Regions from separate parts of the Homo sapiens genome. Here region 1 is linked to region 2. Evidence: chromatin loops called from intact Hi-C (ENCODE). Cell type or tissue: sigmoid colon. All regions are shown on one strand. Links, peaks and the distances in the headings refer to the core of each region. The heading gives the core; the rest is flanking DNA.

Region 1 (5,000 bases), core at 1-5,000, 230 kb before region 2:
CGAGTAGCCGGAATTACAGGCGCCAGCCACCACACCCAGCTAATTTTTGTATTTTTAGTAGAAATAGGGATTCACCGGCCGGGCGCGGTGGCTCACGCCTGTAATCCCAGCACTTTGGGATGCCGAGGCAGGCGGATCACGAGGTCAGAAGATTGAGACTATCCTGGCTAACACGGTGAAACCCCATCTCTACTGAAAATACAAAAAAATTAGCTGGGCGTGGTGGCAGGTGCCTGTAGTCCCAGCTACTCGGGAGGCTGAGGCAGGAGAATGGCGTGAACCCAGGAGACGGAGCTTGCAGTGAGCCGAGATCGCGCCACTGCATTCCAGCCTGGGCAACAGAGGGAGGCTCCGTCTCAAAAAAAAAAAAAAAAAAAAAAAAAGGAAAAGAAATAGGGTTTCACCATGTTGGCCAGGCTGGTCTCGAGCTCCTGACCGCAAGTGATCCACCCGCCCCGGCCTCCCGAAGTGCTGGGATTACCATGCCCAGCCCATCCAAATCTTTAGTGTTTTCCATCCATTTATCCCTTCCTCCATCTTGGAAGGACCCTAGAGCCAGACTTCCTGGGTTTTAAATCCTAATTCCATCGTTTACTAGCTCTGTGACTGGAATGCTTTATTTAGTCTCTTTTTCAGAGAGTCCTTCTCTGTAAAACATGGATAGTAATTACATATGCCTGAGATTTATAAAACAATTAAATGACTAATTTCTTTATATATATTTTTTTCTCTTCTGAATTTATCTTTCATTCTTCTTTTTTGTTTTTTGAGATGGAGTCTTGCTGTGTCGCCCAGGCTGGAGTGCAGTGGCGTGATCTTGGCTCACTGCAACCTCTGCCTCCCGGGTTCAAGCGATTCTCCTGTCTCAACTTCCCAAGTAGCTGGGAATACAGGCATGCACCACCATGCCTGGCAAATTGTTTGTATTTTTAGTAGAGACTGGGTTTCACCATGTTGGCCAGGCTGGTCTCGAACTCCTGACCTCATGATCCGCCTGCCTTGGCCTCCCAAAGTGCTGGGATTACAGGTGTGAGCCACTGCACCCGGCTTAAAATAAATTTTAAAGCCTTCGTTTGGTCAGCATTTCTTGATTACATATCTTTCTCCTTTAGGTCACGGCAGTTGCACAACAGAATCAAGGAGAGGTCCCTGAACCCCAAGATATGAAAGTGGCTGAGGTTCTCTTTGATGCTGCAGATGCAAATGCCATTGAGGAAGTAAACCTTGCTTATGAGAACGTCAAGGAAGTGGATGGACTGGATGTTTCCAAAGAGGGCACGGAAGCCTGGGAGGCTGCTATGAAGAGGTACGATGAGAGGATCGACAGAGTGGAGACCCGGATCACCGCTCGCCTTCGGGATCAGCTTGGCACAGCCAAGAATGCCAACGAGATGTTTAGGATTTTCTCCAGGTTTAATGCACTGTTTGTCAGGCCTCACATCCGTGGGGCCATTCGCGAATACCAGACCCAGCTGATCCAGCGCGTGAAAGATGACATTGAGTCTCTTCACGACAAGTTCAAGGTCCAGTACCCACAGAGTCAGGCTTGTAAGATGAGTCACGTTCGTGACTTGCCCCCTGTGTCAGGGTCTATCATCTGGGCTAAACAGATCGACAGGCAGCTGACGGCCTACATGAAGCGGGTGGAAGATGTCCTTGGCAAGGGCTGGGAGAATCACGTGGAGGGGCAGAAGCTGAAGCAGGATGGAGACAGCTTCCGCATGAAGCTCAACACGCAGGAGATCTTTGATGACTGGGCAAGGAAGGTGCAGCAGCGCAACCTCGGTGTCTCGGGGCGCATTTTCACCATCGAAAGTACTCGGGTTCGGGGCCGAACTGGAAATGTGCTTAAGCTGAAAGTTAACTTTCTTCCTGAGATTATCACACTATCCAAAGAAGTCCGGAACCTCAAATGGCTTGGTTTCCGCGTCCCACTGGCGATTGTGAACAAAGCCCATCAAGCAAACCAGCTTTACCCGTTTGCCATCTCACTGATCGAGAGCGTTCGTACCTATGAACGGACCTGCGAGAAGGTGGAGGAGCGGAACACCATTTCCCTTTTGGTGGCTGGCTTGAAAAAGGAAGTGCAGGCCCTGATCGCAGAAGGCATTGCGTTGGTGTGGGAGTCCTACAAACTTGACCCATATGTACAGCGCTTAGCAGAGACTGTCTTCAACTTCCAAGAAAAGGTATGCTCTCATGTAATCCTCAGGTGTCCTGGTAACGAATGAAGCACAGTAATAGCGAGCTCAGTTAAAACACTAGTTCTCCCGAAGAAGGCATGCATGGTTGATGCAGCATACGGCCATGTGAGCTGCAAGGGAGGAGGACCCTTTGTACTCACCGGGCTATTTAATGGTGCTGGGTTTTAGGGAGGCCATTAAGTAACAACCTGAGTTTAGAAACAGGTGGAGAGCTAAAGGACACAGGAGTCCAACAGAGAGCAGAATGCAGTTTTATTGCTGCTACAGCTGAAAGCAGAGCAGGCTCTAGGTCTCAGCCACGAAGGCCTTACCCAGAGCCTGCGGCTGCCAGCGGACCAGATGCATACGACAGCGAGGCTGGCTCCCCAGGCACAGGAGGAGCTTAACAGAGCACGTTTACTTCCTTCTCCCAGATTTACCCATCAGAGGCCACCTCTCCCATTGAGTGGGAGTAAGGGAAGAGAAGCTGGGGAGGCTCCATGCATTTTCCTTTCCTCTGCAAGGACATGCGAGTGGGGATTAGTGTTCTCACCCCAGCAGCTAGGATTAGCTACTTATGGAAGAACTGTGCCTGGAGCATTTGTCAATGTATAATATTTGAGAAGAATGTTATGTGAGAATAAAGGAACAGAGTGTGAGTGGGTGTTTTAAATATTAAATATTTCTTCCTTCAGGTGGATGATCTGCTGATCATTGAAGAAAAAATAGACCTAGAAGTCCGTTCCTTGGAAACTTGTATGTATGACCATAAGACATTCTCGGAAATCTTGAACAGAGTCCAGAAAGCAGTGGATGACTTAAATCTGCACTCCTATTCCAATTTGCCCATCTGGGTCAACAAGCTTGACATGGAGGTAAGGGATAGAATTTGCTAGCATTTTCCTCCTTTTTCTTCTGCTGACCCTCCAGTAAGCTTATTAGTTTGTCACTAAAAAGCATTTTTCCTTGGAAATTATCTGTGATAGTTCAATTCCCCTCCAAAATCTCATTTAACTAGTGATAGAACTGAATTGTGGCCAGGCACAGTGGCTCATCATGCCTGTAATCCCAGCATTTTGAGAGGCCGAGGCAGGCAGATCGCTTGAGCCCAGAAGTTTGAGACCAGCCTGGGCAACATGGCAAGACCCTGTCTCTACTATAAATACAAAAACTAGCCAGGTGTGCTGATGAGCACCTGTAGTCCCAGCTACTCAGGAAACTGAGGCGGGAGGATCACTTGAGCCCAGGAGGCGGAGGTTGCAATGAGCCAACATCGCACCACTGCACTCTAGCAGAGTGAGACCCTGTCACACACACACACACAAAAAGAACCAAATTATGATACTACATGTCAGTACTCACATCAAGTTTAAGTTGGAAGCAGGGAGATAAGAGGGAGGAGAAAGTGTTGCCTTTATTTGCTGGATATTTGATAACTTCCTATTTGTCCTTCCTTGCTTTCCTTATGATTCGTGTTACCTTTTCTAGCCCTCCAGGTGTCCTCCTCTGATGACCCTGCCACTCCCCAACACCCAATTTAGAAACAGCCACATTCTGCCCCCACCCGTATCCCCGTAGACAAGTGGGGATGGGTAGAAGGTGTGGTATGTGTGCATAAAGCACACTTACCAATCCACGCCTTTTCCCACTGGTGGACTTCAGAGAGCACACCAGTGGAGAGTGTTGGGGAGGAGGATATTTTATAGCAGAGGTTACAGGTTGTGAAGGATTGGTGATTCAGTATCCAAAGATGGAGAAGACAGCCTAACAAGTGATCTGTGGCTGGGAGAAAGTGAGAAAGTGAGATTCTGAGAAGAGAGATATGAAGGCTTCTAGTCCGGAACTGTGTATCTTTTATCTGAAACACCTACCACTTTCTGATTGACTTGCTTTGTGAGCTAACTTTTAGAAGAAACACTGTTCTCTGATATAACGTTGTCTGTAGATTGAAAGAATATTGGGCGTCCGTCTGCAAGCTGGCCTGAGAGCTTGGACGCAGGTTCTTCTTGGACAAGCTGAAGATAAAGCAGAAGTTGACATGGACACAGATGCTCCACAAGTTAGTCACAAGCCTGGTGGAGAGCCAAAGATCAAAGTGAGTGCTTCTGTGGCATTCTATTTACTAATAAGTGAAATAACAAAACTCTCTCGTTAAAAAACACCTATGGAAAGGTCACTTAGTGTGGACACCTGGCAGATGCCACCTTAACCAGGTGATGAAGGTCAGCCTCACCAGTGGCGATGTGCAGGTGTCATGTGCCCTCTGATGTGATGCGATGGGAAGGGCAGGTCACCTCTGCGCTCTTTCTCCAAAATCCCTCACTCTCATGTGAGATGTTAACATTGGAGAAAGCTGGTGGAGGATATGTGGAAACTCCTTGTACTTCCTTTGAAACTCTCCTGTAAATCTAAAATAATTATTTTAAGTCCTAAAAAATGAAAAATTAAATTTTAGGAAAAAAACTACACTGGAAAAAAACTTCTTACCATTCATGCAATAAATTATTTCAAGAACTGCATGTAATCCACCAGAAGTCAGTGTTCAGACCATGACATTGAAACGTACTCCACTGTTTTAACAAAGGTCTCAGTTCACATCCCCGGGAAGAAGGTGGCAACACAGTGGCCACCACACGGAGTAGTAGTCTGTGCCTCCCGAGCCATCTCTTTCGCATTTGTGTGGAGCTTAGCAAGCTTTCTAAACAACTGAATAATTCTGTCAACTAGCACTGTGTAAGTAGGCCCTATCTGCTGCTATTGGTGGTGGTTACAAAGGAATCCACCTTACAGTAAGTGTTTATAGTATTTGTGTTATAT
Region 2 (8,192 bases), core at 1,384-6,383:
CGGTGGCGCCATCCACCCTGTGCCCATCGTGGGCCTTAACGCAGTGGTTTCTGTTGAGTGTGATGGCATGGCCGCGTGCTGCCACCTGGGAACCACAGCAGCCTTCAGGTGCATCTCTCCTGGCTGTGCCTTTCACATCCCTGAGCACTGCTCCTAGGAGTATTCGTGTCCTCTCTACCTGTGGAATACGGGCCTTTGTTCCTAAAGGTGAACTGATCTAAGGTAGCCATGACAGCCATCCTTGTGGACAGTTTCCGCTTTGGAGGCCAAATTGGGTCATGTGGAGAGATTAGTGATGAACGCTCCATGTGCAACTTTTGCACCTACATAGTTGTAAACGTTCAGTTTCAAATGCTTCTGAGGCATTGAGTATGCAGTTTCAAAATTCAGGACTTAGTATTTGGCCTAAATAGAGAGTGGCCGATCCCAAGTAAGTAGCATTTATGGTGACATTTCTGGCGACCTTGCAGTTCTGAAGGTGTTGCCCTGGACAGGGAAGCCGTGGGGGTGTGTGCCCGAGTAACCAACGTGACCGACTGGGGACTCTCTGATTTCTCCCCCTTCTTTAAAATTCTCAGTCGCAGTGGCTGGGATGAAAGAGGGATTGCAGGGGTACACTGACAGGTGACTTAGGAGTCATTTGCTGATAGGAACCAGGGGTGGGAGAGGCAAGAGGAGGAGGTTATGTTTCCTTTGAAAACAACTCCGAAGTGTGCTGTCTAGTATGGAGGCCTGTGTGTGTCTTTCTCCCCCCACCTCCAGTTTTAAACACTATGATATTGTCAGTTTTGGATTTGAGGCTTGATAACAATCTTTTTCTTCCAGTTTTTGCCAAGGAGTGTACTGTCCTTAATGTCTGTCTGGTACCTTGTCTGGGGCCCCTTCGTTGTGTCTACGTGCCCTCCCCAAGGCCCCTCTTGCTGGGTTCAGGGCCCAGTGGAGAGCACTGTGCCAGCCTGGGGAGGGGCTGCCTTTGACTGCATGTCCTGACCCCTGGCTCAGCCCAGGCTGGCCCAGGCCCTGCAGGGCGACACCACTCTGTGTCCACTCTGCCCCTCTGACTGCTGCCCCTTTCTTTGACAGCCGGCAGAGCACTTCTGCAGGCAGGAGGACAGGATGCAAGGTGTTCTCCAAGACCAGAACTAAAAGTGCCCAACAGCTTGAGAAGAGGGCACTGGAGAGAGGGGCAGGGAAGCGCCCTTCTCCTCGGCTGTGCTTCTGAGTAATGGCTCCCGCAGACCTGGGGAGGGCCTGGGGAGGGGTGGCCGCGGTGGTTCCTGATATCAGGTGTGTAAGGTGCAATGCGTGCTGCTAACCCTAGGAGAAATTTGGGGAAAATATTTGTAGTTTTCTCGCCAAACTTTGAGCTTCCTCATTGAAATTTTTCAGTCTTTCAGCCTAAACGTTATTATGAGCAAGAATATCTTTTCTAACCTAATCTGTGGAATAAAACACAGCATTTGGCAAGAAGAGGCTGTTAAATACTCAGTCAGCATCACTGTTCCAGCGTGTACCAAACCACAGAGATGAAAGGCTCAGACGAAAGTCAGGTGCACGCTGCGTGGCTGGAGAATCCCGCTCCCACCCGGCAAGGGGGCGAGCTGGTCCCTGGGCGGTGTCAGACACCTTCTGAAGGTGCCAGGCCAGGGCCAGGGGAGCTTCAACTCGCCCTCCTTGGGTTGGCCTTTTTCACCAGAATTCAAGAAGCCAGATTTGTGCTGTGACTGCGATGGGGCAGGCTTCTAAACACTACTGGTGGCCCTGGAGCCTTTCTCTGAGGCTTTTTTCTTATTCAGAAGGAGAATTAAAAATTCCCCCAGCGGCCTGGAGAAGGGAACCTTTGGAAAAGCTTGCCTTCTTTTAAAAGCAAATGCATGTGCAGGAGTAGACACTTTACAAATAACCAGTAGCCTTGGGGTCGAAATTTGCTTAAATCATGGTAAAGGATCTCATTTCTCTTTTGTGCTGATTGAACCTTCTAGCAGTTTGGAAGTGTTTTCCTGTGAACCCTTAGCTGGGGACTGAGGGTAAATGCCTTAAAAATGGAGGCATGGAAAATCAGAAAGGAGCTATCACAATCATTCTTTTCTCAAAGGCGTTCAGGAATTCTGAGGAAGAAATGCAGTGACAGGATGGGATTTTAGGGGCAAGGACACCGTCCGGGCGGGGCCCAGGGCTCTCCACTGGCTGACTTCACCCCCAGGGCCCAGCTGGCACGTGGCCAGGCAGCCATTTCTCCCCAGTTCCTCCACTTCCTGGGGTTCATTTTAAATAATAAATTGTAAAGTATGAAATGAGTGCTGAAGTTGCCTGCATACAAGGTCCTCATCACCTCTCGCCTGGGAGGGAGACGTTTTCTTTCTTTGTTGAGCGAGCTCAAAGTGTGAGGCGGAGAAAACCTAGGGGTTGGGGGCGGCTGGAGAAGGGATCCACGGAAACCCAAGCGCCACATCATGCGTGTCTGACTGCCCACGGAAGAACTAGAAGCAGTTCACCAGTGGATTTTCTGGGGAACGATTCATGGAACACAGCGTCTGGCGTCCAGCTTTGTGGGTGAGGGCATGGCGGGGGATCCGGTGGCCCTGCCCTGCCTCCGGTGCCGGTGGATGGGGGAGGGACTGGCCTCTGACTGCGGGGTTGCACCATGGCGGCGGTCGGTGTGCCCTTGGCTGAGGTTTCGTTCCTTAGCAGTGAGAACCTCCACATGCGTGGGTAGGGGTCGGGTGACCTGGAGACGCCTCCTCCGGTCTGGTCTGGGTGACAAAGGTGAAGGTTTATAGTCTACCACCCTGGCAGCAGCCTGCAGGGCCCCCCCTTGTCTGGAGCACACCCTTCGCCACGGGCTGATTGGGACTGTCGGGTGTTGCTTTAAGTTAACAAGGTGCACATCACAGCGACCCCAAGTGATGTCCCAAAGGGAGGAGACATTAGTCTGGCCGAAGTGAAGTCTGTGGCTTTATATGTAAAAGCACTCGTATGCAACTGTTACCTTTGAAACTCAGATCCTAGTTACGAACTATAAGAACGTGCCCCTCCAGTAGAGGGAGACTGTCTCACTGATGTTGATTTCTTTATTCATTTCCGCATCTGTTACACGAACTTCGTGTCATAAATTGCTATCCTTTCATTTGAAAGTGTAAAAAATTTCCTGCATTTTTATCATTTCTGTATACTTGAGTTTATTAGAGATTGTTATGTTAGGCGACACTGTATAAAATTGTATGGATATTTTGAGTGAAAATCAAAAGTAAAATTCACATGTATTTCCTTTTTTATATTTTCATCCAATTTCTTGACAACTTGAATAAATTTCATAAAGAGCCTTCCTAACATGAAATATTGGTAAATTAAATTCTTTACTGTTGCAATAATTAATGAAACTTTAGTATCAGTATTGTTTTATAATTTTAAGGAAATCATGTTTGTTTCACTGCTTTGTTTTTTTTTTTAGCTGTTGCCTTGTCACTGTCACAGCTAACAAGACTTACTACATACTTGATATTCTGAAGTACTGTGGGGCTGTCCTCTGTATACTGACATTAAATAAACGTGTGTGAGTGAACTGTAAATGTAGATAATTTTCAGTAGTCATTTTCACATCTAAGCTTTAAAAATCCCAGTGAACCAAAACCAGAAAAGTTTTTAAATGCTGTAAAATTAAGGACCTTGTTAATGTTTATAGAACAGCCAGCCACCGGAATTGCTCCCTCTTACTAAAGCTGACTGTTTCTCATAGTTGGCAGCGTACTCGATGAAATGTTCTGCGTCTCAGATACTGTTTTATGTGGTCCTCCTCTGTGCCAACTCCAGTCCGGGAGAAGGACTGTTGATTGGCGTTTCGGCTGAGCTGTGTAGAGGCTTCTGTTTAATGAGAATGCAGACATTCTGAAGTCGTCCTGGGCCACGAGCTGGCTTTTGTTACATGGACTCACTATCCCGGATGCTGGACATCCGACATTCTGTCCAGCCACCCAGCCAGCAGCTGGGAGAGTGGAGAAGGTAGCGGCTGGTAGGCTGCTTGCTTTTTTTTATTTTGCTGTAAGTTCTGGGATATATGTGCTGAACGTGCAGGTTTGTTACATAGGGATGCATGTGCCACGGTGGTTTGTTGCGCCCATCAACCCGTCATCTATGTTTTAAGCCCCGCATGCATTAGGTATTTTTCCTTATGCTCTCCCTCCCCTTGCCCCCAGGTAGGCTGCTTTCAGTAGGAGCTCTTTTCCTGGCTAGAGTTCATTGTCTGCCTACTCCTCATCTTGAATAGTGTTTGCTTAAGGCTTTGTGCTGGCGTGAGGTTGTCCTGCTGTAGACACCAGGCCCGTCGTCGGTGCAGAGCGCTTCCTACACAGGGCAGTGGGGGACGTTCCATTTGGGATGAGAAGAACTCATGATTTACATTGTCTTACTATGAAATACCATCCCTCACTCTTGACAGACGACGTAGCTGATCTGAGCAGCGCCCTGGCACCCGCAGGCCTACCCCCCTGCCTGAGGTGTGATGAGTGAGGGCGAGCTGGCCTCAGACACAGCCCTTCCTCAGGCCCTTGTGCTCCCATTTAATTGTCACTTCCCTGCTGTGTCATGAGACATCCAGGTCCCACTCAGCCGCCTCTGCATGTTGGCAGCCGGCTGAGCCCTGTGCTCTGCCTCCAGCACGTTCATCGGGTGGGGAACTCCCAGAAGCTTCCCACGGTGCTGTCTCTGGAGTGCGGGGTCAGCAGAGCCTCCAGTGCTGAACTATCTGCACTTTTTGTCTTGAGTCTGGGCTGTCAAAGCGGAGGGAACATTCAGACCTACAGCTCTCAAAAGCGGCCTCCTGGGGCCTACGACTGCCACAAGAGTGCACAGGGCTCTGTTCTTAGCACTGAACAGGGCGTTTTGGTTTGTGTTTTTTGAGACAGGGTCTCGCTCTGTTGCCCGAACATGGCTCACTGAAGCCTTGACCTCCTGGGCTCAGTGATCCTCCCATCTAGGCCTCTTGAGTAACTGGGACCATAGGCACACACCACCAAACTCAGCTAATTTTTGTGTATTTTTATTTCTGTAGGTACAGGGTCTTGCCATGTTGCCCAGGCTAGCACTGAGTAGATTTTAAGCCCTAAAGACTATTAAGTTGACAGCAAGTTTTGTTTTTTTAAGAAAACCATGACATTTTGGTCTTTTAAAAATAGCTAGTTTGTACCTTCAAAAAAATAAAAATAGCTAGTTCTCAGCTGGGCATGGTGGCTCATGCCTGTAATCCCAGCACTTTGGGAGGCCGAGGCGGGTGGATCACCTGAGCCCAGGAGTTTGAGACCAGCCCAGCCATCATGGCAAACCCCCATCTGTACTAAAAATACAAAAATTAGCCGGGCGTGGTGGCGGGCGCCTGTAGTCCCAGCTACTCGGAAGGCTGAGGCACCATGAAAATCACTTGAACCCAGGAGGTGGAGGTTGCAATGAGTCGAGATGGCGCCACTGCACTCCAGCCTGGGCGACAGAGCGAGACTCTGTCTTAAAGAAAAAAAATAGCCATTTCTCCATGTGTGGCTGCCTGTCAGAATTAATGGATTCTGAACCCAGGGGTCTCTGGAGACGAATGGACCATCTAGAGGCTCTCAGCTCCCTACCACCCCTTCCAGGGTCAGTGGCCTCCAAAACCAGCCTCCCCTTTTAGGTGGGGGGCAGCATAAGCAAAATCCTCTTTGAAGTTACTCAAGCTAGAAAGGCTTTATGGAGACTAAGTGGGGTCCCTTCTTCCTGCCCCACACAGTAGAGAGGATTGCAGGGCCAAGTGGGTCCCAGGAGCGGGAGGGCCTCCAGTGACAGCCCGGGCCGGTGCTGGTCTCCATCAGTGAACGGGATCACGATGAAGGCCCACTGACTTGCACACGTTCTCTCTGATGCTTTTCTTCCACCTTCAGATCGCAGCGGAGCCCTTAGATGGTCGTGCCCTTCATCTGCGTGGTCTTTCCCCGGAAGTCTGAAGAGTACAATCCTTTTCTCTGGGTGGCTTTTCTCATTAGATGCCAGGTTGAGTGGCATCTGGGCAAGTGTGGCCCCTCACTGTCACCTGTCAGTGGACAGGTTAAAGCTGGCAGAGGTACGTGGTCCACTGCCCAGCTATAACTGAGGTCCCAAGCCAAACTGCACGGCAAGTCTGGGGCAGAGATGGGTCCCGACGTCCCTGGGCTGGGCCCAGGGTTCCCGGCTCTGTGGCTCACGTGCCGCTTGTGTGATGTAGAGACTGGCTTCGGGTGCCGTGAATAAACCATGGCTGCTTTCTCCAGGTTTGCTTTGGTTCCTTTCTGTTGTGGTCTGTGTAGTGAGAATGGTGGGAGTCTTGCACGTGAGCAGTTAAGGAGTGTGTTCAGAGCTGGAAGTCTTGGTTCTGAGAGCAGGCTAGCCTGGTCATAGTTCTCATCGTTTCCGCACCGTCTCTAAAAAGGTGTCGCTTTGCAAATAACATTTAACTCGTGTTCTCCCCAGGGTGAGATTCTGCCAGGAGCACCTGCCACAGAGGCCAGCATTGGAGCCTCAGGGGCTACGTGCAGGGCCAAGGCTGGCCTTCTCCCTCTGGGGGACGCCAGTGGAGGTGACCTCCACAGCACGCCGGCCAGCTGGCACCAAGCTCCCGGATGTTGTGGCTGTGTAGAACCAGATTCTGTCTTGTGGTACTTTGTCCACGATCTCAGGAGAGAAGCGCTAGTCTGCCCGCCCGCGTGCCTGCCATGAAACGGGTCCCAGGGCCTGTGTGCGTCTTACTTTTGTTTGGGTTGGAAAGGGTGACCTTGGGGGTTGAATGACCAGAGAGGGTATTGAACAGTCCCAGGTGGATGAGGGATGAGCTGGCGCCCAGCCCACACTCTCATCCACATCCCACAGCTGTCTCCTTGAGGTTCTGTCTTCTCTGACACTCACAGGCCAGGGGTCGTGGGGGTCAGAAGGGGAAGCCCTCCCAGAACCCAGAGCTAGGAGACCGTCCAGGCCTGACAGAGCTTCAGGACATGTCCTTTCTCTGACGTGGCCTGTGGCCCTCACAGTCCTATCTGGCTGTCAGAATCTCCAGTCCGAGCAGCACCTGCAGGGGCAGGAACATGGCCTTGCTGCTTTATTGTAAATTGTTTTGAACCAAAATATTTTTCATATATATTCTGGTGCAACAAGGTGTAATTCTCTTAACTTAGTATTATAAATTAGAATCAAACCCAAACCAAGAGCTGGAGTATTTTTTTATCACTTAATTTTGAACTGAAGTCTCTAGCGGGAATAAAACAGTGACTCTGCGGGGAGCCAAGCAGCTGACTAATATTAGAGCCAAGGCTTGCCCCGTTCCTCTCACGGTGTGGGGGCTGATGGGACGCCGTGCAGATTCTGCCTGGGGAGCTCCTTTGCCTGATGGCAACTGGTAAAGCCTGGAATTGCCAGCTGTCCTGCTTCTGGTGCACAGCCCAGCAGCTCCCGCACGCTGCTGAGCACAGGTGAAGCGTGGGCGGGCTCCCCTTGCCAGGTCCTCCGTCGGCCGGGCCGGGCCTTGCCCCTTTTCTCCCATGAAAAGGAAGCAGAAGGACAGGGTAAAACCCCACTCCCTCCCTGAAGAGCAGGCGGATTGGGGCAGCAGGGTCCCTGTCACCGGGAGTTTGACACGGATGACCATTTGGGCAGTGGATCCCCCACGCTGTGCTCTCGAGGGAAGCTGCAGCCGGGATCCTTCCATGGGGGCCTAGGTGTCTGTTTCTCGTCTTCCTCTTCTACCACCTGATAATCTTTAGACTGAATCACAGGCAGATAGAAACAAGGTGACTTTTTTCATTTGATTCTCTTTTGAATGGCGCTTTTTCCTCCTGTTGCCTCCAGTGTTCACCACGGCAAAGTGAGTCCATCTCCAGCAAGTGACAGGTGCCAAGATGAAGGGTCCAGTGACTCGCACAAGTCCTCAGCGGCATGCAGGGCGCCGAGGCCCCTTCCCTGCCACCCGGAGTGCTGTGTCGCACCCCCTGCTTCTGGGCATGCCTGGCACTGATGCCAACGCAGGGCCACAGCAGGCCCAGCACACTCCAGGGCTTGTGCCTGCAGGACTGTCTCCTGGGGCTTGCTGGGGTCACTGCTGGAGAACTGGAGGCCGGGCCCTTTGGGCCTTCGCTTCGCCTTCCGGTTAACTCCTCTTAGAGACCACCGTTTTCCCCTTTGCTCTGACGGGCGGGCTCCAGGGA

What was found. Peaks named below come from ENCODE experiments on the same cell type or tissue, not always from the same donor. Only the 100,000 strongest peaks of a DNase experiment are listed, where the experiment ranks them.
Region 1: a loop joins it to region 2, with 4 times the contacts of the local background. A loop is called at or near these places in 1 of 110 quality-filtered maps.

The regions. Positions count from the first base shown.
Region 1 is chr14:101,984,575-101,989,574 of GRCh38, forward strand. It overlaps DYNC1H1 (dynein cytoplasmic 1 heavy chain 1), which reads left to right. Exons shown (of 78, transcript NM_001376.5): 8 at 1,113-2,189; 9 at 2,879-3,058; 10 at 4,129-4,278. Among named protein-coding and RNA genes, the nearest start is that of DYNC1H1, 23 kb to the left of the region's middle. In sigmoid colon, for the core only: no CTCF peak of the experiment used is centred there; no DNase peak of the experiment used is centred there.
Region 2 is chr14:102,211,437-102,219,628 of GRCh38, forward strand. It overlaps a transcript of WDR20 not described here and a transcript of MOK not described here. Among named protein-coding and RNA genes, the nearest start is that of WDR20, 76 kb to the left of the region's middle. In sigmoid colon, for the core only: no CTCF peak of the experiment used is centred there; a DNase peak (open chromatin) is centred at 3,821.